2 separate regions of the Homo sapiens genome follow, and region 1 is linked to region 2. A link is an interaction called in ENCODE POLR2A ChIA-PET data of the cell type or tissue named here. Cell type or tissue: PC-9. All regions are shown on one strand. Each heading gives the region's core, and the rest is flanking DNA. Links, peaks and the distances in the headings are about the cores only.

The links. Peaks named below come from ENCODE experiments on the same cell type or tissue, not always from the same donor. Only the 100,000 strongest peaks of a DNase experiment are listed, where the experiment ranks them.
Region 1: POLR2A ChIA-PET joins it to region 2 with 5 read pairs; 2 of 35 experiments call an interaction of 5 or more read pairs at or near these places.

The regions. Positions count from the first base shown.
Region 1 is chr7:142,330,286-142,345,454 of GRCh38, forward strand. It overlaps LOC105375539 (a long non-coding RNA gene), which reads right to left and starts at 6,434. Exons shown (of 2, transcript XR_928061.3): 1 at 4,950-6,434; 2 at 1-1,070. It also overlaps TRB and the pseudogene TRBV7-1. RefSeq lists enhancers at 2,116-2,616, 14,681-15,169. In PC-9, for the core only: a CTCF peak has its summit at 8,504 (motif pointing right); a DNase peak (open chromatin) is centred at 8,566.
Region 2 is chr7:142,502,020-142,517,188 of GRCh38, forward strand. It overlaps TRB, TRBV6-8 and TRBV7-7. Among named protein-coding and RNA genes, the nearest start is that of MIR11400, 35 kb to the left of the region's middle. In PC-9, for the core only: no CTCF peak of the experiment used is centred there; a DNase peak (open chromatin) is centred at 6,482; H3K27ac peaks cover 2,580 bases.

The DNA of each region.
Region 1 (15,169 bases), core at 6,193-10,192, 170 kb before region 2:
CTAAAGCAAGAACCAATGAAGAAAAGTGAGTAGAAACAGTAAGCAATTGAAATGTATGAAGACAAGGAATTTTGCCATAAAAAGATATAAAAGTTAAAGAGCTATATTTAAAGGAATACAAAAGCGAATTGATATGTGAACATGAAAAAGAAGACTGTCAGAAATAATCAAGGAAACATTAAAAAATAATCAAAGAGAATACACTAACGATTAAGATTATCATTGAAAACAAAATGGAAATGAAGAAAAGATGACATGCTTCAAAAGAGATTGTTACAGGAGGTCAAAGACAGATCTGAAGAAGTTACCTAGAATGCAGCACAGAAAATTAAACAGGAAACAAGAAAAGGTAAGGGATAAGGAATAAAACACTTGTGGGTTCTAGTGTATTAGTGTATATATAATATTTTGTTGGAACTTCCCATTTTTCTTACACATGATTGAAGTGTCACAAAGAGAAAGTAGAGAGAATGATAGGTGATAATTATGAGACATTAGCTGAGAATTTTCAAGACGTGTTTCAGGACCTAAATCCTCTGTTTCAACAAGTTAAATGAATATGAAGTAGATGAATACATATGTTATGGTGAAATTGCGGAACACAAATGACAAAGAGAAGATTTTAAAAGTAGCCCAAAAGATAACTATCTCCCAGCAGAATAGACTGAAAGGAACAGTGAAAGTCAAGAAAGGAGATTAAAAATAAGCATCAAGTCAGAATTATAATTCTCATTCATTAAATATTGAGATTGAGGTAAATATATTTATAGATAGAGAAAGAAAAAACACGGTGAGTTTGTCACCAAGGTATCCTTTCTGAATTATAGTTAACAAAGATGGGAAGTGGTCCCAGAAGAGGGGCATGAGGTGCCGCTCGTGAGGGAACCCATGTGATGGGACAGCCCCATTGGGCACGTGTGACTGGGGGGATGGAGGAGGCTGGGGCATCAATGGGGATGGCACAGGGGACTCTGACTTGCAGGAAAGACAATGAGCTCACCTTTTGGTGCTTTGTGTTGGCGGAGCTGTTGACACATCCTAGAGAACATGCCCAGCAGACAGAGGAGCGGCTGTGGGATGAGGAGATAAACTCAGAGATGCAGCGTGAGGCCTCCGGGTCCAGACAGCATGAGAGCCCAAAGCGATGATACATGCATTGATGTTGTTAAAAAGGATTTTTTTTTTTTTTTGAGACAGATTCTCGCTCTGTCGCCCAGGCTGGAGTACAGTGGCGCAATCTCGGCTCACTGCAAGCTCCGCCTCCCGGGTTCAAGCCATTCTCCTGCCTCAGCCTCCCAAGTAGCTTGGACTAGAGGCGCCCGCCACAACGCCTGGCTCATTTTTTGTATTTTTAGAAGAGACAGGGTTTCACCATATTAGCCAGGATGGTCTCGATCTCCTGACCTCATGATCCACCTGCCTCCGCCTCCCAAAGTGCTGGGCTCACGCCTGTAATCCCAGCACTTTGGGAGACCAAGGTGGGCGGATCACTTGAGGTCATGAGTTTGAGACCAGCCGGGGCAATGTGGTGAAACCCCGTCTCTACTAAAAATACAAAAATTAGCCTGGTATGGTGGTGTGAGTCTGTAATCCCAGCTACTCAGGAGGCTGAGGCAGGAGGATCACTTGAACTTGGGAGGCAGAGTTTGCAGTGAGCCGAGATCACACTGCTGCACTCCATTCTGGGCAATGGAGCAAGGCTCTGTCTCAAAGAACAAACAAGCAAAAAGCAAGGAACTCATAAATATTTAAAGGAGGCATTTAAGTAGGTCCTAAAATAAATCCTTTGTTCCTGTCATTGCGTGGATTGAGAGAGGATGTGATGTCACTATGGGACCTTCTGTGTGGGAACAAGGACATCCCTCCTCCTCTGCTCCTACTCACAGTGACTCTGATCTGGTAAAGCTCCCATCCTGCCCTGACCCTGCCATGGGCACAAGGCTCCTCTGCTGGGCAGCCATATGTCTCCTGGGGGCAGGTGATTCCTCAGATGCCAAGCAGTCTCCTGTGTGTGTGTGTGTGTGTGTGTATGTGTGTGAGATGTGTGTGTGAGAGAGAGAGAGAGAGAGCTGACTATAGTTGTTTTTCTCATTCAGTTCCCAATTTCTGTCTCCACAGATCACACAGGTGCTGGAGTCTCCCAGTCCCTGAGACACAAGGTAGCAAAGAAGGGAAAGGATGTAGCTCTCAGATATGATCCAATTTCAGGTCATAATGCCCTTTATTGGTACCGACAGAGCCTGGGGCAGGGCCTGGAGTTTCCAATTTACTTCCAAGGCAAGGATGCAGCAGACAAATCGGGGCTTCCCCGTGATCGGTTCTCTGCACAGAGGTCTGAGGGATCCATCTCCACTCTGAAGTTCCAGCGCACACAGCAGGGGGACTTGGCTGTGTATCTCTGTGCCAGCAGCTCAGCCACAGCACTACTGCTCCAGTGTCAGCTTGGTTCCCTAGGAAATGGGGTTTCTAGAACCTGAATGCTGACAAATAAGAGTTGTATATGTGTATACCATGCAACCTGCGTTTAAAAATGTATGTACATAGTGCAATGACTAAATCTAGCTAGTTAACATATGCAGTACCTCAATCCTTATCCTTTCCAGTGGTGAGAATACTTAAAATGTACTCTGTTAGCATTTTCCCAGAATACAATCCACTGTTGCTAACTCTAGTCATTTGTTGTATAATAGATCTTTGTAACATCTTCGTCTTATCTGAGTGAGATTTTGTATCTGTTGACCAACATCTTCCCAACAGTCCATCTCTACTCCAGCCTTTGCTAATTACTGCTCTAGTCTTTGAATTTGAAGTAATTTCCCTGAGGTCTTTAGCTCAACAAGATGGGGGAATTTTCTCTATAATGATGCTTACATTATTTTTGCTTTGTTTTTGTTTCGTTATTTTATGTCTTGCAATATAGTGTTTATTGTAAATATAAATAAGTATATTGTAATAAAAATCCTTCACCTCTCTTTGGGTAAAGCTACAGTTCACATATTCTAAATTTCATGCTGTGACCAACGCTGACATAATTATGGATCATGGGTTTCTGGGAGTCCTCAGAGACAGCCCCATACACCAAGTTTAAGATAGAATATTCCAGACCCAGCCAGGACAGAAGTGCATGGTCCTGCATAGCTCCTTGGAAAATTATAGTTCCCCAAATTCAGTTATTGGATATTGTGGTGCCGCAGACACCAAACGTCTTTCTCTAGCAAATGATGGTCCTTGGCAGGGATTGTTCTGAACCCATTACAATTTTGCCATCATCAAATCACTCCTTGCTGTTACCTTGTGTCTCCTGGGAGTGAGGACGCCCCGGGCACAGATGGAAATTCCCTGACCTTCGGATGCTATTTCAAGGACTTCCTAAGACCTTGTGTCCATCTTTTTCCACCTTTATCCACATGACTCCTGAGACCCACGCTCACAATAGTGGACCAGCTCTGATTCTTAGGCTTGAACAGAATTCAGACCACAGCTGTAAACACTGTTGCTGAAAAAAGATGTAAAAAAGGTGGGCAGGGCTTCCTACCTACACTGAGGGTGAACATACAAGGGCATAAAGGGAATATTTTATTAATAGCTAAAAAAAGAAGAAATACAAGCCCTGCTCTAATGAAATGAGAACTGTAGCTTCACCCACAGAGAGGTGGAAGATTTTATTACAATATACTTATTTATATTCATAACAAATAATATATTTGAAAAAATAAAGAAAACAAAAAGTAATATAAGCATTATTATAAAGAAAATACCCCTGTCTTCTTGAGTTAAAGACCTCAGGGAAATTAAGACACATCGAAAGACTAGAGCAGTAATTACCAGAGGCTGGGGTGGAGATGGGGTGCTGGGGAGATGCTGGTCAAAGGATACAAAATTTCACTCAGATAGGAGGAAGAAGTTTAAAAAATCTTTTATACAACAAAGTGACTAGAGTTAATAACACTGGACTACATTCTGGGAACATGCTAACAGAGTTGAATTTTTTAGTTGAACCAAAGCAGAATGTCCATAAAATTATTTTGAATCAAAGTCTAGAAGCTTTCAAACCAGTTGGCATAGCCTTGTGTTCTGTGATCTCAGCAGCTTCAGAGGACTTGGCAATCCTTTCTCTGCACAAACACCCCTTTGTCCACTCTAAGAACTAGGGACACACACTCTTATCCTATCACGAAAACAACAGGCTGTGCTACAGTTGCTGGTAACTCGTTTTAAGGGTGTTGAGTATGGAGGATTGAACAAGATTGAAAGCTATGCTCCTGAGTCTGGGAATGTGCTGGAACCAGCTTGCATGATTCAGAAGAGCCAAATAGGCAAACCCTTCCCAAATCCTCATTGAATGAAGCCATGATGACAGCTTGAAATCTGCCATAGTGGCTATGCTGATACCATAGGAACTGACAAATGCTACTAGGCATGGCCCCACCCTCACAGATATCCAGTTTACAAGGACATCACTGGAATGTTTTCTGATACAATGATGATCCTATTAGGGCATGTCTTATGGGGCCAAAAAGGCTCAGAATCCACTGTCCATCTGTTTCTGCTCCTAGAAGCCATAGTCTAAGGGAATCTCAAGTGATCCTACTTCTCTCCAATCTCCAAATTCCCTTGCTCTGTGGGTCTGTGTCTCCTATGAGCATGCCAATCTGAAACAAGACAACTATTTGGAATGTAGCTAAAGGAAACAGGGAACCAGTCCATTATTTTCAAATTATCCTTCCTTGCATGAAGTATGCAGATGCTGCAATCACTGAAAACAGAGATGGGGCAAGCAGCAGCTCTGGGCTGTGAGTCACTTTATACTATAGTGCCCCGCTATTCCTCTGTGGCACTGACAGACCCTGCAGCATGGACTAATTTGCATAGGAAACTAAGCAGCCCCTGACCATCAGGTATGACCCTGGATTCATTTTGGGCTGAGAGGTCAGAAGGATCATACTCACCTTAAATATTATCCTCTCCAAGCTGCAATACTCCCACTGTCCATCTTAGTCCCAGGATGTTGTCCAGAGCTCCAGAGAATCCCTTCTCTTGGGGCAGAATCACCAAGGTTGCTCCCTCCAGATTTCCACAGTCTCCAGTGGGTATGGGGCACAGGTGCCATTCTGTGTCTCAGGTAGAGAGAGGCATCATGTCAAATGATATTTGTAGAAGAGGGATTCAAATTCTGAGGCTCCTCTCCAATATTTGACATAATTTTCTTTGCTTCTTGTTTCATTCTACAATCTCACAATTTAGGAGAGTAATTCTTTTGCGGTTGCATTGTTGACAGCATTTGGGAAAGTTTTTGTGGTTAAATTAATTTAAACAATCATTTTAATGGTGTATTTCTTCTGTTCACGATAGAACAGTGAAAGCAGTCATTTACACATCCTGTTGATGAAGGTGTTGTTTAAGGTTCATGATCCACACCTAACTCTCAATCTAGTTGAAATGAAAAGGTGCAGAATTAGGTGGCACGTGAGCAAGCTATGAGAGAGGCTCATGCCAATTACTGTGGGATTTGGAGGGAGGGAGAGATGACCTCTGCTCTAGACCATGCTCCACGAAGAAGGAGTGGGAGTTTGTCCATGGGAGACTGCAGAGGAATAAATACCAGCAGCTTCTAACTGGGGTGGAGTGAGGGCTGCGGGAGCAAATCCTTGGAACAGAAAATGGTGCATTTGAGCTCTCACAGAGGACAGTGGAAAGAAAAGTCATATAGGCCACAGTCCCCCGGCAGGTTCTGTTTGCTAATGATACTATTTTGCACCAGTGTGTCCTTATCTCACACCACTCCTCTGCCTCTTCCAGAATAATCTCTTCCCTCTCCGCTGCTCAGATCAGCAGATGTGCCTTGTGCAAGTTACTCATTTCACATAGCAGGCCTTTTGCTGGTCTTAATTATATCCGTCGTTACTTTCCACATTAGATACTGTGTATTGCCTTGCAAATGATCCTACTTTTTATATTCCTATTTTTCACTTGTTAATGCATATTTGACCCCTTCTTGAAGGTCAAGATGACCTTGGAAATATAAGGCTATCTCATTATCTGGTCAGTCTTTTACTAATCTTTATTTTTATCGTAACATTGACTGTCATTTTGGGGGACATGTTTGTTTATCTTGAATTTCATTGAGTTTCCTCAAAGCACGATTTTGAGTTCTTTGTCTTAAAGGTCGCATATCTCTGTCTGTCTAGGGTTGGTCCCTGTTTTATTTTTTTTTTGAGAAATTACCGACTTCACCAGATGCTGTAAGCTACCGGGATAGAGGAAGTTTTTGTGATTTCATAGCTTGGGTCTTCTTTATTCAGGGCAGGGAATTTTATTTTGGGGTCAAGATTGTTGAAAATGGCATAGTGAAGAAGGTAGAGTCACAGGAGTTTGCTTTATATACTTGAGGAAGAAGAAACTGAGATTTGGGAAAAGTCAAGAAAAGAGAACCTGATCAAAGATGACTGAAAATAGTAATAGAGCAGAAAATGATGAAAAGTCGTGTTCTGTGCACCACGAACGTTCTTCTCCCCACTCCAAAAGTTTTCGACACCTAGAAAATATAAAGAAAGGACTGATAGCAACTGGCATCACGTTGAGGCCAGTCTCAGTTGGGAAAAACACCAAACAGCCGCTTGTCTCCTGTAAGAACCCTGAAGTTGGTCCTGATGTCTTCTTTCTGGACTCTGGCCCTGATCTTAACTCCTCAGGGAAGTCAGGTACTTCCCAAAATACAGAGAATGTCAGATTGCCCTTGGTTTTGAAGGAGAAAATGCTCTGCGCTTCTCCCCAAGATAAATTCTGCTTTCCTAGGAATGCTTTCTAACACTCGTCATCCAGATCTGATTACCTTCTGTGACCAAACGGTTTCCGAAGATTTTGTAAAACTCAGCAGCCTTTCACATCCTCTGCGTTTGCACTCACTGTTTCCATGGCCCAGAAGGACATTTATTTTCCCACGACAGGGCCAGACACTGCTCATCTGCCAAGGACGGGCTCCCTCCCACCTGTCTTCCTCTTCACTTCTCATCCCAGCATTCTCTGGCACTCTATGATATCACTCTCTTCACTCCACAGGCCAAACCAAGAATATAATTGGAACTGCCTGATGTTTATAACATGAATCAATTCAAGTCCACTTACATAGACCCCTGGAATACATGAATTACTATCTCCTCTTTACAAGAGACTTCTACTACATGAAACATACTGGAGAGTCTTTAGGGATAGGCTCAGTTTTCTACACAAATTCTGCAATATCCTAAACAATTCTGTCTTCACAGTCATAATTGATGACTTGTTCTCTAAAGTACCCGAACTGTGTTTAAAGTCAGAATTTGCAAATGTTCTTCTGAGAAAAAAGAAAATCATTACATCTTAGTGACATTTATCCAGTCTCACAATCTTGCTGAAAAATATTTGTCATCATAACCACACTTTCCATGACCACATCTTTAGATATTTGGTGAGACTGGAAACATCAACAATGGTCCTTCTCAGAAATCAACTTAAAACACTGAAAGAAAAAGTAGCTGTGCTCAGTAATTGAACCTCATCAGCCTTGCCAATTAAAACACGTTGTGTGCATGTGCTTGTGAGTGTGAGTATGTTTTCTTGTGGAGATGCAAATAGTTTCTGTGGGTGGCATTTACTAAGCATCACTGGATCACTGGTGGAGTTCATAGGCACTTTCCTAACCCCAGGGAGTGATGGGAAATGTCACAGCCACTGAATCGGCCTAAGTTATAGCTGATAGGGTTGTTTATTTTAAAATTTTACAAATTCAGAAATAAATTTGTAAACTCAAAAAATGGGGCCGGGTGCAGTGGCTCATGCCTGTAATCCCAGCACTTTAGGAGGCTGAGGGAGGTGGATCACGAGGTCAGGAGTTTGAGACCAGCCTGGCCAACATGGTGAAACCCCATCTCTGCCAAAAATACAAAAATTTAGCTAGGCGTGGTGGTGCACCCCTGTAATCCCAGCTACTCGGGAGGCTGTGGCAGGAGAATCACTTGAACCTGGGAGGTGGAGGTTGCACTGAGCCGAGATCGCACCACTGCACTCCAGCCTGCGTGATAGAGCGAAGCTCCGTCTCAAAAAAAAAAAAAAGAAAATCAGGAAATCCTCTCTTATAAAACACATGATGTAAAATTTACTGATATTAATTTAAATACAAAATAGGAAAAGATTGGGCCTGATTAAGCAAAGGGAGCCAGGGAACAATGCAGTGTTTCTGGGCTAGGTGGGCTTGACATCCTCACACTGTTTAATTAAGGGTCTGTGTAATTTTGGCTGCTCTCTAAGTGCAACAACGGTTTATTTTGTAATAAAAAGATTGGTTCATGTGTCCTTTTGCCTCACTTGGCCCAGGGTGAATTTGAAGATCAACCCTAAATTGGCCTTTTGGGGAAAGCATAGAGGGTGTGAGGATGAGGGTTGCAAGGGTGGGAGTGGGGCATCTTTGTTCCTGATTTGGACAATCTTGAACTCATCAGGTCAGGTGTGAATCCATGAGACTGTGGAATGTTGGCCACTTGGTGACGCTGTGGCTCCACAATGCTGCAGGGAACCCTGGAGAGGGGTGGGAAGGTGGCCAAGAGAGGAGCTGAAGCCTATGCTTGGCTGCCTGCTGGCTTCAGGGGAGTGGTTTGATTCAGAGTGGATCCAGAGTTAAACACAAACTCCCCACTACCAGAGAAGAGTAGAGGTGCTGGAGGCCTCAGTTTGCACCAAAGAGTAGAGTGTCCCTGTGTCTGCTTGGGCAGTGGATGGTGAAGGAGCTTCAGCCACAAGGGCTGGGAATCAGTGTCAGGGCAGGGACAGGGCAGGTAGAGGAAAGTAAGGTGTGATGTGGGCATGTGGGGCCTGCTCTCCACCCACCAAACCTTTAGTTTCAGGGCTGTGCGGGACAGATGCATGGAGCAGCTGAGCCTGGGACCTGCCAAAGGGTGCAAGGGGCAGTGGTGGCCTGCAGGGAGAGAAACTCGCAAAGGCCAGTTCCCGCAGGAAGCTCCAGAAACATTCCTGCCCCCACTCAGGAAGTGACCGTGAGAGACATGCTGTCAGCCAGAAGGGTTCAGGCCCTGGAGAGCTGATAGGCTTTTCCCAGGCACTTTCTGCTGCTTCTACATGTGATCTGCTTTAATATTCACATAAATTATGCAGGATAAGTATTATTTTACCTGTTTATGTATCTGAAGGAAATCAGCTGTCCGGGGTCTCATACTTAATAACTGGCTGAAGACTGGGTGCAGTGGCTCACACCTGTGACCCTAGCACTTTGGGAGGCCGAGGTGGGCAAATCTCCTGAGCTCAGGAGTTCGAGACCAGCCTGGGAAAATCGGTGAAACCCTATCTCTACTAAAAATATAAAAATTTGGCCAGGTGTGGTGGTGCACACCTGTAATCCCAGCTACTCAGGTGGCCGATGCAGGAGAATCGCTTGAACCCTGGAGGCAGAGGTTGCAGTGAGCCGAGATCATGCCATTGCACTCCATCCTGAGCAACAGAGTGAGACTCTGTCTCAAAATAAAACAAAATAAAATAAAATAAAATAAAATAAAATAAAATAAAATAAAAGTCTCAAGCCTGTTGTGCCAACACCTCTCCTTAACCCCTTCTTTGTAGCTCTATCCTTTCACCTGCTTTCCCCTTTACAGGTCCCCATCAACAGGTTGTGAAGTTCATGCCTCATACGTAATCAGTATAGTCTCTTCCCTGAGAAGTCCAAGGAACATGTGACTTCCAGGCCAAGCATATACATTCATCCTTCATTGAGACAAAAAAAAAAAGTGTAATTTTCTGGCCAGCCATGATGCTTCACAGCTGTAATCCCAGCACTTTGGGAGGCTGAGGCAGGTGAATTGTTTGAGCCCAGGAGTTCGAGACCAGCCTGCCAACATGGAGAAACCACGTCTCTACTAAAAATAAAATAAATCAGCCAGGCATACTGGTGGGTGCCTGTAATCCCAGCTACTCAGGAGGCTGAGGAATGGGAATTGTTTGAACTCAGGAGGTGGAGGTTGCAGTGAGCTGAGATTGTGCCATTGCAATCCAGGCTGGACAACAGAGCTAGACGCCCGAAAGAAGGAAAGAAAGAAAGAGAGAGAGAGAGGAAGGAAGGAAGGAAGGAAGGAAGGAAGGAAGGAAGGAAGGAAGGAAAGAAAAAGAAAAAGAAAAAAAAAGGGGTGGTAATTTTCTGAACTGTAGACTTCCTGTAACGGATGCAACATATCTTGAGAAAAAGGAACACTAGTAATTGTTATTCACTAGTTAATTTATTTTATTCTTTTATTCAATAAACTTTTTTGGGGGACCTACTGTGTATAAGATACCCTATGTCGTCAAATAGAAAATGAAAAAGAAAAGTATCTGCAGATGATGGCAGATTTTAAAAAATAAAAAAAGAAAATAAATAAAGAAAGAAAGAATATTTTAAAATAAAAAATATTTTTTGGCTATTTATAACACTAAGGTCTGCATTTATTTTCATTTTTCAATTGTTTTATGTTTATTTTCAATTGTTTTATGTTTAGTGTACTTAGTTTTTGAATTTATATATTTCCTTTCTTCTTCTCATTCTCTCTTTGGTTTCTCCTTCTCTCTTCTTTGCCAGCTTGTATTTCTTTTTTATTTAAACTTTTGGTAAGGACATTTAACATGAGACCTATCCTCTGAACAGATTTTTAAGTGTACAAAACAGTATCATAGTCTACAGGCACAAGGTTGTACAGAAGATCTCTAAAACTTCCTCATCCTGCTTAACTGAAATTTTATACCTGTTGACAGCAACTCCGCATTTTCCCCAACTCCCAGCTCTTGGAAAGAAACATTCTCATCTTTGCTTCCATGAGTTTGACATGGTTGCCTCATATAAACAGAAACATGCAGTGTTTGCGTTTCTGTGCTTGACTTGTTCACTTAGAACAATGTCCTCCAGGTTCATCTATGACACATATGGAAGGATTGTTTTTCTTTTCTAACCCTTAATAATATTCCATGTTTCAGATCTGCAGGATTAAATGGATATAACATTTGGCTATTTCTATGAAACTCTCTGTCATGTGAGTGGCAGAGTCATTTGCAGAGCTGCAAGCACTGAGTTTATTCAGGCACATTCACAGATAAATTCTGCTCCATGGAGAACATTCAGAAAAAAATAATAATGCCAACTTTTATTTGTCAATTCACTATATGCCAAATAAAAATCTTTCATTTGAAAAAGTTCAATTAATTAGAAATTCAGCTATCAGAAAAAAACCTTAAGATGCAAATGCTATTCTCATTTTACAGATGAGGGAATTGGCTCATAGGTTAAAAAACTTGACCAAATTGAAGAGCTATTAGGATACAGTATTGGGACTTCAACCTGATCTGTCCAATTTTTGCATTTATAACTCTGTGCTATAGTGCATTTCATAGAGAGAGATGCCTACCTTCAAAAATCAGAATATTGGATCCTACATCCCTTTCAGATCAACTGGCTCTAACAACATGGAAAGAGATCAGTTTACCCTGGAGACAGTGATGTAAGGAGAGATCTCTGGCTAGATGCCATGACACTCAGCCCTGACTCCCATTCTAACACCAACTTGTAAAGACCTGAGGCCATTCTTGACATGCTGCGTTTAGTTTGTGTTTTGGGTTTTTATTTTTTTCTGTAAAATGAGATGACTACTGCCCTTATGAAGAGTTGTACAAAGATTTAATATGACAAAGTATCTAGCATATAGTAGATTCTAGCTATTTTGATTTCCTTTGCTAATCTCAAACAGCCTCTTCCACTGTGCCAATGAGCAAAGACAAATATGAACACATTCTGCCCAGGAATCTTAGGTTGAGGACTCAGAACTCACAGAAGTTGAAATATATATGCTTGATGATTCATTTGATGAAATTACCTGCAGAACATAGCGTACATGCCTTCTCAGACATTTTAAAATCAGCACAATTGATATATAAATTGTACAATATAAACATTACACATGTTAAATAAACAGATCAATGGTTATATATATATATATATATATATAGACATATATATGGGTTATAAGGATATATATGTATATCCTTATAACCACTATCCCTATAAAAAGGTCTCTATCACCCAGAAATCTCTCTCATACCCCTTTGCCATGACTCTCTCCATCTCTGACAACCAATGATGTGATTTCTATCACTGGAGAATACATTTTTTTCAAAAAATCTATTAGTAACATTTTAAAACCTGTATTGATTAATCCTTTTCAAATACATACATTTAAGAGTGCAAGGTGCTCCTGGAAAGTTTTATGGTTTTAAAAGAGGCTAAATTTCTGTGAGCTACCTGATCCATGTTAGGGACAATCCTATCTGGAGATAGGTAAGAGGATGAAATAGCCTCAAAATTACTTTCCAGCTGGTGGAAGCTCATTCTCCAAAATTATTTATTCATTTTTATTTATTTCTTTTCTCATCTACCCACTCATTCAAATTATTTATTTTATAATGGTATTGTGACAACAATTAATCATTTTAATGGAATTATTTTGAGTTCCCATATCACACATATTTAATTGGCCTTCAAGTTCACACACTGAATGCAACGGCACCAAACAAACCATGGTAACAGTGACTTTGTTGAGAGATGGTGTCATATGTGGAAAAGGGTTCTCTTTGCTTTTACCGCAAGTATCCAACCCATAAAACCTGAACTTTGAGCTAGGAAATCTCCCTTTTTGTTCTGGCCCTACCCTGGGCACCAGGCTCCAGCACCATGTCTCCTTCTGGGTTCTGGCCCAGAGAAGTTCTTGGCACAGTTGTAGCACCCACTCATGGGCTTGCTGGATCCCAGCTGTGAATGACAGTAGCAGGGCCCCCTTTGCTCTGACTTTAATTTCTGTGTCCTTCTCAAATAAGCCCTATAGATGCTGAGTGGCCTGGGCCCCTGCCATGTGCTTGGGCTGAAAGAAAGACAGCACGTGGGGAGGTGAGCAGGAGCGAAGTTGAAGCAAATCTAGAATTGACATGGAAAGGACTTTGGACATAAATCCCTAGGCAGTGGTGAGCCACTGGTCCTACTCCAAGTGAAACAACATGATGAAACTGATATTGTGTTACAGTAACATTGGTAGTAGTACGGATCTGAAAGGAGATAGATTTTTGGGTGGCATGAATGATTAGGAGACTTCTAAATATCCTCCATGAAAGATTAGAAAGGGTTTATGTAAAGCATTGTGGAAGACATAGGCTTGAGGCTCTGGATTATGTTATCTCTTGGAAAGAGTGTTGGGTTTTATTCTGGAAGGGTTAAATGTAGGACTTGCTAGGTTCTATTTGAGCTTTGCCCTTCCTCTTAGGGAGCCCCAGCCTGTGGTCATCATTGCTAGTGCATGGCCTTCCCAGGGTCTTAGTGGGAATCACAGTGTATTCGCCACATCACTCCACTGCAACTGGGTCTGAATGCCCTGGCTCTTCTGAAATCTCTGCCCATGTCTTCAGCCTTCCAGAACTTGTTCTCTGCTCAGCCTTCTGGTCTGCCACCCTCTGCATACACAATTTAGGATCTGGCTCAGGAAAAAAAAAAGGGGGGTTTCTTACATATAATTTTTGGGTTCCTTTTTACTACCCTGTGTCTTAAATCCCAGCTGTCTTGGAGTCAGTTATGTCCTATCTTCAATCACATAAACTAACGATATTTGGTACAGACATGTTTACTGACTTTACTTCACGTTACCATTCCACTCTTCACTCTTCTTTCTTGCAATTCAGACAGTCCTGAGGTCATTCTCCTTCTTCAGATCCATCTGGAATTCAGATGACTTCAACTCACCTGTCACCCACCCTATGCTTTGAGACATGTTTATGTTAGCTACTGACCTCAGGGTAGTCAAGCCTCTCATTGTCATTGTTATTCAAGGTAGGTTGAATCCCACTAAAAAACAAAAATCCTTGAAATTTGGTTTCCTTATTGAGAGCCACACAATGCAATCAAATTCTTTTTAATTCAATTTTTTTTTCTTTTTTGGTGGAAGGGCCAAGAACTGTTTCCTTGCTGAAGCAGACTCCTATTATAATAATTTGAATACTAACAACATTAACCTTTAAATCAGGTTGATGTTAGGTTCTTATCTAAGAATGAAGTATATCCAACTGTAGCAGGTTGAAGGTCTCTCATATATGTAACCTGTTCAGGACGAGACAATTCAACCACTTTTCTTAAATTCTGATCTACATGCCTTTACATTCTTTGCTTTAAGGGCCACATAAAAATACTCTGAAACAATTTACACATCAGAAAAATGCTAACACTTTCCTCCTGGCCCAGCACATCTCCAAGTTAAAAAAATCTCTAAATTATCAACCCATAGTTTAATCATGGTAACTCCCTTCTACCCCCAACATAGATTTTTATGTAACTGATTTGTAACTACAACCTTAACCGTACAATCACAATTGTCATTATAAAATACTAACAAACATGTGCTATTAACAATGGATGGTTAAAATCACTTAGGGATTATGAATCATTTCATTTTTGTGTTTATTTATTATGTCAGTTTCAAGCTGATTTCCCTTTCCCTTGTTCCACACACCTTGGGTTGTTCTTTTTCAGCATCCTGTGTATGTTAGCTCTAAGCCCAGCCAAGGCTCATGCCCCTCCACTTCAGGGACAGAGGGTGGCTCATCCCTTTCGTGCTCCCTCAGCTCCCTCCCCGGTGCCTGGTTGCTGGTTGGCATCACAGCCATGCCCTTGAAAGATGGGCGCTGGTCCACACTGCATCCGTGGTCATGTAGCCACCCTCCCTCCACAGAACCGAGCAAAAAGGGCTCCACCGCGCTTAGGCATTGAGGGAATGGACATTTTGAATGGTGCTGTCTTGTGTGATCCCTCAGAGGAGAAGGAGATTTCTTGAATGGGAGTGGTCTGTTGCTGAGAGGGATCCTGAAAGACACGGGGACAGAGACAGGGGTAGGATCCACATAATGAGGAAGCAGCTGAGAACAAAGGAGCCCCTGCCAGAGGAATATCCTTGGGGGGTAAAAAGCTGGCTCTGCCCTTTCTCCCCAGCCCATTCATCCCAGCCCAGACAATTCAAATCTGCCTTCTATCAGGACCTAGAAAGGATGTAAAACGGCCGGGTATAAATATCCCCTGGGTCTGGGGAAACTGTCAGGAGCAGTGACATCACAGGAAAAACCACCAACC
Region 2 (15,169 bases), core at 4,721-8,720:
ACTGTCATCCATGACTACATGTGTAGGTGTTAATAGGAGCTGAACCTGGTGTACAGCTGATCTGTCCCAGCCCGCAATACAGAGAAATCCCTGAGGGTCTGTGACTTTCTCTCAAAGCCAAATATGTGGCCTTTGTGTCAGCCTCTCCCAGACCTCTGTGCCCTCTTGCACCAGCAGTCACCCCACAGCCACCTTCCTCTGCACACAATGTTCAGTGGAAGATATAGGTGGCCTTGTCTTCACGAGACCATGTTCTAGGCAGTGGAAGACGTTTTCCCATAGGAGTCTCCCCAACACTGCCCAGGCTGGGGCCCTCAGATTTCTGAGCATCCCTGTGCATGGGAAACTCTGCCCTGTGTTGAGCTTCTCTCCCAGGCCAGTCTCAGCTGGACGAGGGAACGCACATCACAGTGATGTGAGCAGTTGCCGCCTCTCTCCCAGGCCCCTCCTCCAGCTCTGGCCTCAGAAGTCCTCTTCTTCACTTGCTCTCAGAAAGGAAAGTTCATTTGAAATTGTATATTTGCAGACAGCATTGACAACTTTTCCCCGTCGGCCTTCACAACTCCATCTTCCCCACACCATGCTCATGTCAGTCCTCAGCCTCCTCCACATGATGTCTGCTCCCAGCTGTCCTCTCCCTCTGCACCTTCACCTCCACGTCAACCACAGATGCCTCAGTTCAGGACATTCCTCATGCATCATGCTCCTCCCACCAAAGGCCTTTCCACTCCATGCTGTATTCTCTGTGTCAACACAAGTCTCTTCTTCTTTGTTCTTGCTCCAACTGTCAGTTTATCTACAACCATCTCTAGGGAGACACTCCTTCAACAGTTTTCCTAGGCTGCACCTCCTTATTGTAAATGCTCACAGCTTATAATATGTATTAAAATTCATAGATTTAGCACCATAGTCATTTTCCATGACTTTGTGTGACTATTTAATTGACACTACTCTTGCATTCTAGACTGTAACATGCATCATTTTACAAATTGTGGATGTTTTGTTCCCCATTTTATTGTCAGGACCAACAGCAGTTCCAATCTTGAAACTGGCCAATCTTGAAAAATGAAGAGCAGATATTGAAAGGCCGTCTGAGTACCCACTTAGATGTCTGGACGCATTAAATCGGAACCTCTATCCCTTCATCTCCTAGGATCAAATGAGTCCTGGAAACAGATGAGAAATCCCTGTCATGGATAAGTAACTGGATCCAAGCCTTTCTGCACGACTGAATTTCCTATCTGCCCTATCGCCTTCCTGCCTAATCTCCTCCTTCAATCTCCTTCCCTCACAGGTGTCCTGGATTTGGGAGTCTCACAGACACAGCGCACCTAATCACTCTGAGAGAGTGATCAGAAACATAATGTCAAACACTGACATTAAAAGGTCATGGAGAAGAAAACAAATGGCTTCCCCATGCTCTTATGGAGAGTTTTCCCAAGGCACAAATATCTCTTTGGGTGGCTTTGAGGTCATGGTGCCTGACACACTGAGCGATATTATGGGTGTCCATTTCCATGAATTGGTGGGCAATGTCAGAGACACAGAGTTCATGGTCACCAGCTTCCTCCAGCCCACACCTGATTTTGGTGCAGGGCGCTGAGCAGAGACCTTTGCTTGTTACCCTCCTTTGCCAGTTAGGAAAGGCTGATTGAGAGGCAGAGGCTCCATTTACAGAGCAGGGCTATGTGTTAGTCCCTGAAGAATTGTGAGAGCCATTCTGGGTGGAAATAATCAAATATACAATCCCCAAGAATGGCCCACGGATAGACAGAAGTCCCAATTTTGCCAGAATGATTTGCATCTATGCTTTGAAGACAAATGCAGTTTTATCTCTTTAGGCAATAAAGACCAAAAATAGACTAGTTATTTTAAATAATTGAACCTTAAACAGACCAAAGTCAGAACATCTTCCCTAGGGACAGCATTTTCTTCCACCCACTCACTAAAGCTGTATTTGAGAAAGCAGTGTGCTGTTGATAAACGCTGGAATATCGTTACAATCGACATTGTAATAATACTGCTACTTGGATCAGAAACAAAGAGCATTTCTAAAGCTTGAACAATGTAAAACTGGAAACGAGCTCTCACTGAGTTTGGAAATGCAGGCACTAGAGGGTGCTCATTTCTCTTCCTTTTCCAATCGGGGGCTATTCAAAGGCTGTTCTAGAACAAGGGGTGAGATCCTCCACTTCCCCGTGGTGATCAGGCTTTCACAGGTAGAAGCCTTATTAGTTCATAATCAGCCAAGCTGACCTCACCATCAAATGTATCGACCTCGATGCTCACCCTCCTCAGCAGTCAGAGACTGGCTGTGTTCACCAGGAGCTCGTGTGTTTTTACGGAGCACACTTTCTCCTCGGTTTATTAAAAACAAATGAGCCTTTATACGGGGTTCCATAAACAGAAGCTTTCTGTACTTTGCCCATTTAGACACTGCAAATTCTGATGCCTGATGAAAAGTGTAAACTTAAAGCTTGCATGTCGTTAAGATTTTTTAATAACCAATTTAAATAATATATATAATGAAAATGTCAATAATGCTCTCGAATCCAATCCCATGTTCCATTGGTAACCAATATTAACGCTCTGGTGTGCTTCTTTTCACCCCTCTTTTCTGTGTTCATGCACACCTTTCTACCCAAGTACACCTACAGAAAATGGGTTCACCTGTACACTTTAACTGCCAAATGTGTACTCTTTTCTGTATATCTTGGTCTTTATTGTTCCAGATTGGTTGATATAGATCTAACTTGCTCCTATTATCTGCTTCATATTGCATAATGAGGGTAGACAGGTACATTCATGCTGTATTGTCTGTTTCCTAAATTCTGCCAGATCTTTTCTAAAGTGACCAAATGGCATCTTTACGCTTCCAGGTTCTCCTCACCCCAGCACCCAGTTGATGATTCCAGCTTTTCCATCACTCATAGTCCTGGCAGGTCTGAGAGCTCCATTTGGTTTCTCCTGCATGAGGAGACAGGGAGGGATAAAAGGATAGACCTTTATCAAACCTACCAGAGACTACATGGTATCTCAGTTCATCCTCATAAAGCATTGAGGGGAATGCTAGTCTTGTTTTATAGATGAGTCTAGATGAGGCTAGAGTCCAGGAAATCAATAAATAGCCTTGCCCATGGTCTCAGAGCTAATAAATGGTGGAGGCAGATGAAGGGCAGTCGGCTTGCTTCCATGTGGAATTGATAGAGGGGTCACTGGAGTTTGAGGGAGGGGAAGTCTAGAACCATCTGGCGTTGTCTTCAGATCGGACACCAGGGTTGAGACAGTCTGTGTACCCTATAGCACCGCAGGTACAAGCATCATGGTGTTGGCAGTGGGGAGATACTAGAGTGGGTAAGTGATTAGTGGCCTGGAACTGGAAGATCTGAGCTTTGACAAAATTATTCCCATCACAACATGTAGCAGAGACACTGATGTGGATAAACTAGGTCAGGGAGCTGTGTGAGGAGCTGTTGTTAAAATAAGGGAGGGAGGAGAAGCAACTAAGTGGTCACTTCCTAACATGAAATGTAGAGGAAACCAATATTAACTAGAATCCATCTGATTTTAGTCAGTTTTCCTTTGTAAGTATTTGGAAGGTGGGATAATTTATTTTCAAGGTTAAGTAAACATCTATACATCTCCTTTATCTTTTGAAGACTGGTGGCGAAGCGAAAAATGGCACGGCCAATGGAGTCAGAGTTTGTTTAATAAATATCTCAGAGTTCAAAGAGAGACTCTCATGGGCCAGAAATTGGTAAATGTTCCTGCATTCTAAAATTAGGAGGATCTTATTTTCTTTGAATCAACAGAGAAGGAAGCACAGGCAGTGGGGAGGAACAGTTGGGAACACGGCAGAGTGGCCGCAGGATGTCAAAGACAAAGGACATGTAATATCAAATTCTAAGCTGTGAAGCTGTGATGCAACCCTCCACCTTCTCCTAATGGATTTTTTAGGTCTCAGCGCAGATGCACAGCTGAGGGAGTAATTTCTTTGGAAATGAAGGACAAATAGCTGTGTTAAATATTAATAACAAGTCCACATTACAAAGCACGCCTGGAAATGGAAACAAGATTATTTCTAAGGCCTTTTCTACTCTAAGAGTCTCTAACTTGGTGGCAAGGTGAGAGGTGAGGTTGGGGTGGGTGTTGATCCACACGCGATGAGTACCATGAGGCTCTACCATGAAGCATGTAGTTCTCAGTGTGAATCAGAGCCCTAAGAAGAATAATGCCCTTTACTTTGTTTTGTCCTGTGCCATCCCAAACCCACTCCACCCATAATTAAGCAGCCATGGAAATGAGGGTAGCCAGAAGGAATCAAACCCTGCTGCTTGGTTCAGTAGACACAGGGACCTGGGAGGAGGGTGTTGGCTGGGTCAAGGAGAAGATGATGAGCTCAGAAAATAGACAAGGAGAAACCCCAGTGGAAAGCTTGTAAAACTCTGGATGAATCACAAGATATGTTATTAGAGCTCCTTTTTATTACTAAATTTTATTTATTACTAAATTAATGGCAGGAACCCTGCACAAAGGGATATTCCCTATGAAAGATGGCATCTCAAATAAAAACAGAGCATTCTTCCTTACCCTAAAGTCTGCCCTTTCTCCCCAAGTCCCTCATGCATCAGGCCACCTTTGTGCCCACAGATCATGGGCAGCGCTGGGTGGCCATCATCATCCACACAGAGAGGGCAGTCAGCAGCATGAGCTGGTTCTGCCTGATATGGTCTCACCCTAGGCATGGAAAGCAAGAGACCTGCGTTGAGCTGAAGGTGCTCAGCTGGGTTTGTCAGGAGTCCCATCTGTCAGTGAATTGACAAGAAACAGAGCAAAACGACTCCTGCAATGTTGAGAAGCCTGCACCTAGGATCTGGAAACTTGATAACAGAGAAAACCAATATAGACAAAGGATTTTAAACAGGATTATGGTCAATTAAGCAAATTAGAAAAGGATACTTGAAGGAGTATTTGGGATACAGGAATCAAAAACACCAGGAAGACATGAGAAGTTTCCCTAAGAGTCTAGACTACAGCACTGTGTAGATAACTAACATCAGAATATTAATTATATTATTGAAGAATTAAAATTTACATTGAATTACAAACTCTTTACAAAAGGTCATGAAAATCTTGTAGACTTGTTTCAATTCAGACAAATGTGTTCTTCTCATTCTCAGCTGTTCACTGGTGCATTTATCTTGAATTTGACCATCTGGGGAATGGGCGTGGCCTCTCCTGACTGGAAGGCTCTGGGGCCCAGGCAGGGAGAATGATGTCTCAGAATGACTCCCTTGAGAGTCCTGTTCCCCTTTTATCAATGCACAGACCCAGAAGACCCCTCCGTCCTGCAGCCCCTGCCATGAGCCTCGGGCTCCTGTGCTGTGCGGCCTTTTCTCTCCTGTGGGCAGGTGGGTCCTGGGCAGGGCCCTTGCGTGGATTTCAAGGCCCATCCCCTTTCCACTGGGGCTGCAGCATCAGTTTTGTTCTTCTCTGCAGGTCCCGTGAATGCTGGTGTCACTCAGACCCCAAAATTCCACATCCTGAAGACAGGACAGAGCATGACACTGCAGTGTGCCCAGGATATGAACCATGGATACATGTCCTGGTATCGACAAGACCCAGGCATGGGGCTGAGACTGATTTACTACTCAGCTGCTGCTGGTACTACTGACAAAGAAGTCCCCAATGGCTACAATGTCTCTAGATTAAACACAGAGGATTTCCCACTCAGGCTGGTGTCGGCTGCTCCCTCCCAGACATCTGTGTACTTGTGTGCCAGCAGTTACTCCACAGCGCTACAAGGTTGTCTCCTCTCTGCACATAAAGGCAGGGAGGCTCTGCCCTCCACCCCGACCTGAGACTCAGGGATGACCTGGGCAGAGTATTCTGCAACGGGAACCTTGGAACCCGAAGTGGCCCCAAGTGGCCCAGACAGTATGAGCCTCGCTCTGTGCCAGGTGCCTCTGTAGGCATCTCAGCCAGGCCTGGACTGGTCCCAGGTCCTCATATGTCTCCTTTGTTGCTCTCTCCTACAAGCTCTACTTTTGGGGTTGGGGCCAGGGCTTCCCCAGCTCCTACTTTTCTACTCATCATCCTGAGTCCAAGGCCCCCAGGATGAAACAGGATTTGTATTTCAGATCCATCTAGACTCCTGTCTCTCCCTGGTGACCATGTTGCTTCCTCTCTAGGGTTTCCCCCAGCCCCCACCCTCCTGTGGCCCACCTTTCCCACCTCCGCAGTCATCCTCCACCCCCCACTTCCCTGCCCCTCTCTACTGCAGCCATGAGGGGAGCACCTCTCTGTGACTCCTTCCTTCCCGTCACAGAGACTTCAAAGGCCATTTTCTTTGCCCTGGGCCAGAGCCTTCCTTTCTCTAGTGGCCAGCTCCTTCCTGTGCTTCAGATCTCAGTATGATCAGCCCCTCCTGCGGGAAGCACTCCCTCCCCTCCCAGGTAAGATCAACTTTCCTCTCATAAGCTCTCAATGAATCATATGTCTGTTAGCAACCTTTAGCACAGTTGGGCTTTCTCAGATGCTTGTCTGATTATTTTTGTGCTCCACCCAATTTTTTTTTTTTTAAGACACAGTCTCACTCCGTCACCAGGCTGGAGTGCAGTGGCATGATCTCTGCTCACTGCAACCTCTGATACTCTGATTCAAGTGATTCTCCTGCCTCAGCCTCCCGAGTAGCTGGGATTACAGACATGTGCCACCACGCCCAGCTAATTCTTGTTTGTATTTTTAGTAGAGATGGGGTTTTACCATGTTGGCCAGGATGGTCTCGATCTCCTGGCCTCATGATCTGCCCTTCTCGGCCTCCCAAAGTGTGGGGATACAGGCGTTAGCCAGCACGCCTGGCCTCTCCACCCAATTTTTAAGCCCATGGGAGCTAAGACTGTGCCTGCTGTATTTACCAACATCGGTGCCTGGCATGTGGGGAGACCCATTTCACAGAGAATAGATGAGTGAATGACAGGCTGAGTGAGTGATGAGTGGGTGGACGAACAAATAGCAGGAACACGCTACATCTACTGTAACCTGCCAGAGATCTAGCATTAAGTACAAGAAAGCCCACCTCTTTGATTGCTGGGCTCAGGTCGGTCTTGGAAATTGATGGGGAATCACTATCATGGCGGCCACACCTGGTTCAAGGCTTCCTCTTGTGGCTGCAGCACCTGACCTCCTCCAGGTCTCTGTGCTCTCCTTCAGGATCTTTCCCCACAACAAATCTAGACAGATCAGAGATCCACTTCAAGAATTCCATCCTTAAAGGTTGTTCCTTGAAACCACTTCTGGTAAGAAAATCTCCATTAGGTTTGCATCAATAAAACAGAGCCACTACAGGTTTGTGAGTGTAAAAGATTTATGATCAGAATTAGACTTTATGCATATGTGGGAGGAGCTGAGGAAGACAAGGTCTTGAGGAGAGAAGTCAGAAGGTGAGGGAGCCAGTCAGTAGCCAGGGCTCCTGGAGCTCGGGCAGGACAGGCTGGAGTGGCAGGGACATGAGAGGATCAGAGCATGCCAGGCCATGCAGTGGGACCTTGAGCCGGGAGCACAGGAAAAGGCCGAGGAAACCTGCTTCTGGGGAAGCTGTTCCCTCTGTGTGGGGGCCATGCCTGCGGGTATAGTGCCAAACACTGGGGGCAGCCTGGCTGCTGTTGGGCAGCATTTGGCAAGATGAACTGGACACAGGGTGCAGAAGGAACAGGACTTCCTAGGTCTGTTGGATGCCTCTGTATCTGCTGGTCACTGACTCTCACTCTCTCACCACAATGACCTGCCAATTGTTATAGTGACTGTTTTGTATCTGTCTTCTAAATGTTACAAAATGTATCCTTGACCATCTCTAACCCAGAATGATAAATGGCATTCTGGGAAAGTCAGACTCTTACATTTGCAAAGTTGACTTAACACAATCCAGCACAGTATGGATTCTCCCAGATTAAGGCATCAGATCACACAACTGACTCAACCTGCCACGGTCCGTGGACTCCTCTCCGGGGGACACCTGTGCTGCCCAAGTGAATGTGGACACAATTTGTATGTAGATGTTCCAGACACTGGCTACTAAATTTTCTTTTAATCCTGTGCCTGAAATCTCGCTCCACCCAGAGGCAGGGCTCTGCCTCCTGCTTCTGTCTCCTTCCTGAGCTTCTATCCTGATGGAGTTGGATGGACATCAGACGCCTGGTCAGAGTGCAGTGACCTGTGGAGACAGTAGGAGGGAAGCTCACATCTTGCTGCCTTCCTCCATCCAGTTCTTTTATAACCAAAGCAAGTGTTCTGGTCTCCCTTTTGACTGTGCAGTATGAGAAATGTGCTTCATGAATTTGTAGCTGATCAGCTCAATGATTTGATGGCCAACCTAAAGTGAAATCCTCAGATCTGCAGAAATTGCCCTGCATTTCTGTGAAGATGGCAAGAATACAGTGTGCTAGAGTTGCCTTCTCTCCAAGTAGAGACCTGGCCCCCAAACAGGATGGAGCAGAGGGGGCCAAAGAGCCCAAAACATGTCTCAGATTGTTGAAAGGCAATTTCCCAGGACAATCCTACTGATGACATTTCATCCCTTGTATTACACACTTGGCCACCCTTCCCCCCAGATCAGCTGAGTACCCAGGATATCACACATCCCAGCATCTTCTAACGAGGAAAAATACTTCACGTACCAGCCTCCTTCCTGCACCACATTGACTAACCCTGGAAACTTAGCCTTTCCAGAAAAAAGCTCTGTCTTCTCTTGGCCCAGTCTAGCCTGGTAGGTTTAATTCATGATTTATGTGACCTTTTAATTTACTCAAAGGAGAACGTATGATTTCAGGGTAAAGAATATTCATTTTATTTTTATAAGTTGGACCTAAACAGTAAACTGAGTACTTTTCTTCCATCAGCGTCTTAAATTAGACAACGGTAAAACAAATCTTTGATGCTAGAACTTCAGATCCTAGTGTTTTTCACATGGAAGTTCCCAGTTACCCAGTCTAGGGCATGGAATAGATGAGCATTAATAAGTCACTGTATGCCTGAGATGGTTTTCTATGGGCATCTTTTCTGAATTACGGTTAACAAGGGTGGGAAATGATCCCAGAAGAAAGGCATGAGGGCAGTTCTTGAGGGAACCCATGTGATGGGACAGTCTCATTGGGCACGTGTGACTGGGGGAATGGAGGAAGCTGGGGCATGATTGGGATGGCACAGGGGACCCTGACTTGCGGGAAAGACAATGAGCTCAACCCTTTGTGCCCTATGTTAGGGGCGCTGTTGTTGCATCCTACAGGACATGCCCAGCAGGCAGGGGAGCGGCTGTAGGATGAGAAGATGAACTCAGAGATGCAGTGTGAGGTCTCCAGGCACAGACGGCTCTGGAGCACAAACCAATGAGCCATGAATTGATGTTGTTAAAACGGAGGTTATAAATATTTAAAGTGTCACCCAAGTGTGTTCTAATAGAAATGCTGTGACCCTGAGGTCCTGAGGATTGAGAGAGGAAGTGATGTCACTGTGGGAACTGCCCTGTGGAGACAAGGACATCCCTCATCCTCCGCTCCTGCTCACAGTGACACTGATCTGGTAAAGCCCCCATCCTGGTCTGACACTGTCATGGGTACCAGTCTCCTATGCTGGGTGGTCCTGGGTTTCCTAGGGACAGGTGAGTCCTCAAAACACAAAGTAGTTTCATATTTTTTCTGTATGTAGGTGTGTGTGTGTATGCATGTGTGTCTGTGTGTGTGTGTGTGTGTGTGTGTGTGTGTGAGATGACTACAAATGTTTTCCTTATTCTGTTGCCAGATTCTGTTTCCACAGATCACACAGGTGCTGGAGTCTCCCAGTCTCCCAGGTACAAAGTCACAAAGAGGGGACAGGATGTAACTCTCAGGTGTGATCCAATTTCGAGTCATGCAACCCTTTATTGGTATCAACAGGCCCTGGGGCAGGGCCCAGAGTTTCTGACTTACTTCAATTATGAAGCTCAACCAGACAAATCAGGGCTGCCCAGTGATCGGTTCTCTGCAGAGAGGCCTGAGGGATCCATCTCCACTCTGACGATTCAGCGCACAGAGCAGCGGGACTCAGCCATGTATCGCTGTGCCAGCAGCTTAGCCACAGCATGGCACAGTCGCCTCCTTCCTGTTCACAAACCTCATCCTTCTCTCTCTTTGCAGCTCCCAGAGATCATTAACAGAGGCCTCTCTTTGCTCCTCACTTTTCCTGGGAAAGAGGTAGATTTGGACCTCGGTTGTCCTTTGGGTGGAAAGAGACCACAGATTCATTCCTGAAACACAGTGACTGCAAATGTAAGTGGTGAAAACAATCACGTCCCACTGCACTCTAGGAGGGCTCGGAGCCAGCTCACTGCTCCAAACAAGGAGTGGGTGTCTTAGCCTTGGCCTTCAGAGCAGACATGCATCTTCTATAGGTCTTGGAGGCTGCTGTGTTGCCCACATACATGAGGTTGTCATAGGCAGGAAACATGCCTCTTCTTCATATGTTGGGGCATCTGGAAGGTCTGAGGCTACATCCCCGAGAAGATCTTTCTTCTGAAGCCTCTTCTATCCCTGTCACCTTGGAAGTTTTCTGCCACAAAATATCAAACCTCTCTTCCTGTTTGAAGTAAAGGTCTTTGCAAATTTGTGGTCCTTACTTGATAAATACAATCATGGTAACAATAACACTTCATTTCTTCTGCCTACTTTAAGCCAAGAGTATCCTTTATTTTATTTCCATTTGCCATTGCTGCTGTCCTGATAGACAGAAGCATGCATCACCACCGCTGCCACTTCACCTTGATTCACTCAGGAAATCTGATTTTCAGACTCTGAGTGTTTTGATTGTTGTCCAACTCATTTGATTTGAAATAATTCTCCCAAGGCCTTTAACTCAAAAAGTGTTTTATTTATAATATTGAATCTATTCCTTTTTATTATATTTTTTCATAATATATAGTGTTATATAGCACTTGTTAGAAATAGAAGTACAATGATTATATTGCAATAGAATCTTCCATCTGTCTGTGGGTGATGCTGCAGTTTGTATCTATGAAATGGAATGCACTGGTCAGAGCTGATGTGATTATGCATTATGGGTTTCGGGGAGTCCTCAGCGACAGACCACTTCTCCAAGTCTGGGACTCAGTGTCCCAGATGCAACCCTGATAGAGGTGCCCTGAATCTTTCATAGCTAGGAGGGGCATCATAGTCCTTCCAAATTCACTGATCAGAAATTATGGTGTGGTACAGACACCAAATTTCTTTCCCCAGAGAATGATGGTCACTGGCAGGGAATTGCTCTTGACCCATTTTTTCTTGTGTCGTCATCAAATGACTCCTTGCTCAGCCGCCCTGTGTCTTCTGGGACTGAGTAAGGCCAGCACACAGATGGGAATTCCCTGTCTTCTGAGACCTTCTAACTGCTGCCACTTTCCTCCATGTGACTGCTGAGACAACTGGTCCTAACAGTGGACAAGCTCTGACACTGAGGCTGAACAGACCACAGTCCACTGTTGTAAATGGTGCTGCAAGAACATGTAACAAAAGTGAGCAGGGCTTCCAATTTATAGAGAGAATGAACATGCAAGAGGAGCAAAGGGTAGATGGTACTAACGAACAAATAGGGAGGAATGTGGTTTCTGTTCTAATGAAATCATTCTGTTGTCTTAAGTTAAGCAGGAGAAACATTTCATTGCAATTACTTCAAGTCAAAGGCTAGCGGCTCCCCAACCAGCCAGCATAACTCTTTGCTCTGTGATCTCAGCAGCTTCAGAGGACTCAGAAATCCTTTCTCTGCACAAACATCCCGTTGTCCATTCCAAGACCCAGGATCACACACTCTGATCTTATCATGAAAATAATGAGGTATGCTATAGTTGCTGTGGCCTCATTTTAGTATGTTTAGTAGGAAGCATTGAAGAAGTTTGAAGCTTTTCTCTTTAGTCTATGGCTTGTATGACTCAAAAGAAGTAAATAGGCATACTTTTCCCAGCTCCCTGTTCAGTGAAGCCATGCTGGGAGCTTGAAATCTGCCATGGTGGGTATGTTGGTACAACAGAAATTAGGAAATGCTACCAGCCATGCCCCCACCTTCACAGACACACAGTTTATCAGCACATTACTGGGGTATTTTCTGATGTCCCTCTTATGCCATTTCTGAGCTAGGCCAATATAGCTCAGAATTTATTTCCCCACTACTCTTGTTCTTAGAACCCATCACCTAAGGGGCCGTCAATTGTTCCTATTTCCATTCAACTCCCAAATTCTCTTGCACTGTAGCTCTGTGTTTCCTTCAAGAATGCCAGTCTGGAACATGACAACTATTTTGAATGTACCTAAAGGTATCACTGAACCAGTTCATTATTTACAAATTATCTTTCCTCACATGGAATATTCAGATGCTGGAGTCATTGGGAACAGAGATGGCCAAGCAGCAACTCTGGGTTGTGAACCACATAGAGCCCCGCTATTCTTCTATGTCACTGACAGACCCTGAAACAAGGACTATTTTGCTTTAGAAACTAAGCAGCTCCACACCAGTCAGGAATGACTCTGCTTTTACTTTAGGCTGAGAGATCAGAAGGATCACATCCTCAGTATTCTCCTCTCCTGGACTGAGTGTGGCCACTCTCCATCTCAGTCCCTGGAAGTTGTCCAGAGTTCCCTGAGAATCCCTGCTCTGGGGCAGAATCACCAAGGCTCATCCTCACCAGCTCCCCACAGGCTCCAGCAGGGCTTTCCTGCCAGGTGTAGGGCACAGGAATGGCTCTGTCTGTCTCTCAGGTAGAGGGAGGCCAAACAGTGATGTTTGTATAAGAGGGACTGGGTTTCTGTGTCTCCATTAAAGTATTTGACAATATTTTCTTTGTTTTTTTTTTTTTTTTGGTTTATTTTTCCATCTCGCCAATGAGGAGAGCAATCCCTTGGTAGTTATATTGTTTTTGGCACTTGGGAAGGTTTTTGTGGTTAAGTCACATTAAGAAATTGTGCCTTTTTTTCCTGTTCAGCTGTAACCCAAGGCAGTGAAAGAAACAGCAATAATTTTGAAAGCAGTTACTTGTGTATCTTATGATAAAGGTGTTAAGTTTCATTGCCCACATCTAACTTTCAGTCTAGTGGAAATGAAAAGGCACAGTTAGGGGGCATGTGAGCATGCCATGAGAGAGGTCAATGCCAATTGAGAAGTCTGTGCCAATCCCCAGTACTGTGGGATTGAAGGGGAGGGAGAGATGACCTCTCCTTCAGACCATGGTCAACAAGGAAGGAGAGGGAGTTCATCCATGGGAACCTGAAAAGCAGCAAATCCCAGGGGCATCTAACTTCAGGTGCAGGAGCAAATCCTTGGAGAGGAAAATGGTCCAGTTCAGCTGTCACGGGAGACAGGAGAAAGCAAAGTCATCTAATCCACAGTCCCCTGGCTGATTTGCTTCCTTATGATACTATTTTGCATCAGCGTGTCCTCATCTCCCGCTGCTCCTCTGCCTCTTCCAGTGTCATCTCTTCCCTGTTTGCTGCTCAGATCAGTGGATGTGCATTGTACAAGGTGATCATTTCCTATAGCAGTCCCTTTGCTACTCTTAGTTATATCCATCCTTATTTTCTGCATTAGGTACTGCTCCCTCCACCATTGCTTATTGTCTTGTAACAGGTCTCGTTTTATATATTTCAATTTTACTTTTTATTAATAGACATTTGACTTCATCTTTTGCTGATCTATACTTTTGGGGTAACATTGTCATTTTTGGAGGATGTTTTTGTTTATCTTTAGTGATTCAGATTAAATAATCTCTTTATACTTCAACGTCTGTGTCTTCTTACTATTTAAAACCAAATATTATTTCCTTTCATTCCTCTCATTCTGTTCCTCTTTCTTTAGATGGTAGTTTTAAGGGAGAAAAAGTTTGGCTATAACTGAAGCTATGTGATAAGAGTTATTCAGAATGAGGGTGGGATATCAAGATTGGTAACTCAAAGCAATAATTAGGGTTAGAACTAATGTAGGACTTAGGGTTTAGGGAAGCTGCTCATAAAACCTGCGGGATGGCACCTCTGGAATATTCTGGCAGCTCACTCTGCAGACACTTCCCAGCATTCCTTGGGCCATTACAGAATTAAACAATGATGAAGCTTCACTTATTGGCCACAAGATGGCAGTGTGGTCCACTGCGATGTAAAGGGCTCTGGGCAGTCTGGGGGAGCAGCCTAGGAGGGAAAAGGTTAAGAAAAATTAGGGTTTGTATTCAATATTATGCAGATGTTGCAGGAGTTTTCAGTTATTGCTAGGCTACCTACAGCTATGCAAGAGGCAGGAAGTCCCTCTAATCTTTAATCAGATCTACAGTTGAAGAATTTTGGCCAGGCAGCCTTGGTGTCGGGGCATGTGCAGACAGAGGAGCAACTGCCTCAGAGGAAAAGGGAAAAGTGAGAGGCAGGCTGTGCCCTGAGCCCAGTGGGTCTCTGCTGCACCTCATCTTCCCTGCAGGTCTGGCCAGGCAACAGCTTTAACCTGCTTGAGTGATCTGGGATTCTCCAAGTTCATAAGTCTTACTGATAACATCAACTTGGCTGAGGTTCCATTGGAAATCAAGCACATGTTCTCTGGAGGACAAAAAGTATTGACAAAAATTTCTGAAACACCTCAGTAAACAAACTATTGAAGGAAAATATTAGTAGATGCACCAAACTGTGCCGTTAGAGATGAAGATAATAGACTAGTAGAATTTTACAAAGGAGACTATAAATAAGTCTCTACTAAGTATTTGTGGGCATCAAGCAGTGTCTGAGTCCTCTCAGGGTAGATTAAGGAAGGAATTCAGCTATTATCATGACTTTGGCTTGGATGAAAATCCATGAAGTCCTCAATTGATTTTCTTGTAAAATATTACAGAATAATATTGAGCAAACATTTTATTTTTCTCCAGCCTGTATCCCTCTTTAGCACTAACAGGTAAAGCAGACACCTAGAGGCACGGTTTCTTTAGTTGGGATCCATTAACTGTAGGACTGGGAGGTCCATAGCTGGGCTTCACAGGGAGTTCAAACCCCACGTGCAGGGAACTCCGTGTGTCTGTGCTGTGCCCAACTCCCGTCTGTGAGGCTGAAAAGGGGGAGTGCCGGGTCTCCCAGTACCCCACTCACAAAGTGGGGAGCAGGCTGCTTGCTGGGCAAAAAAATCA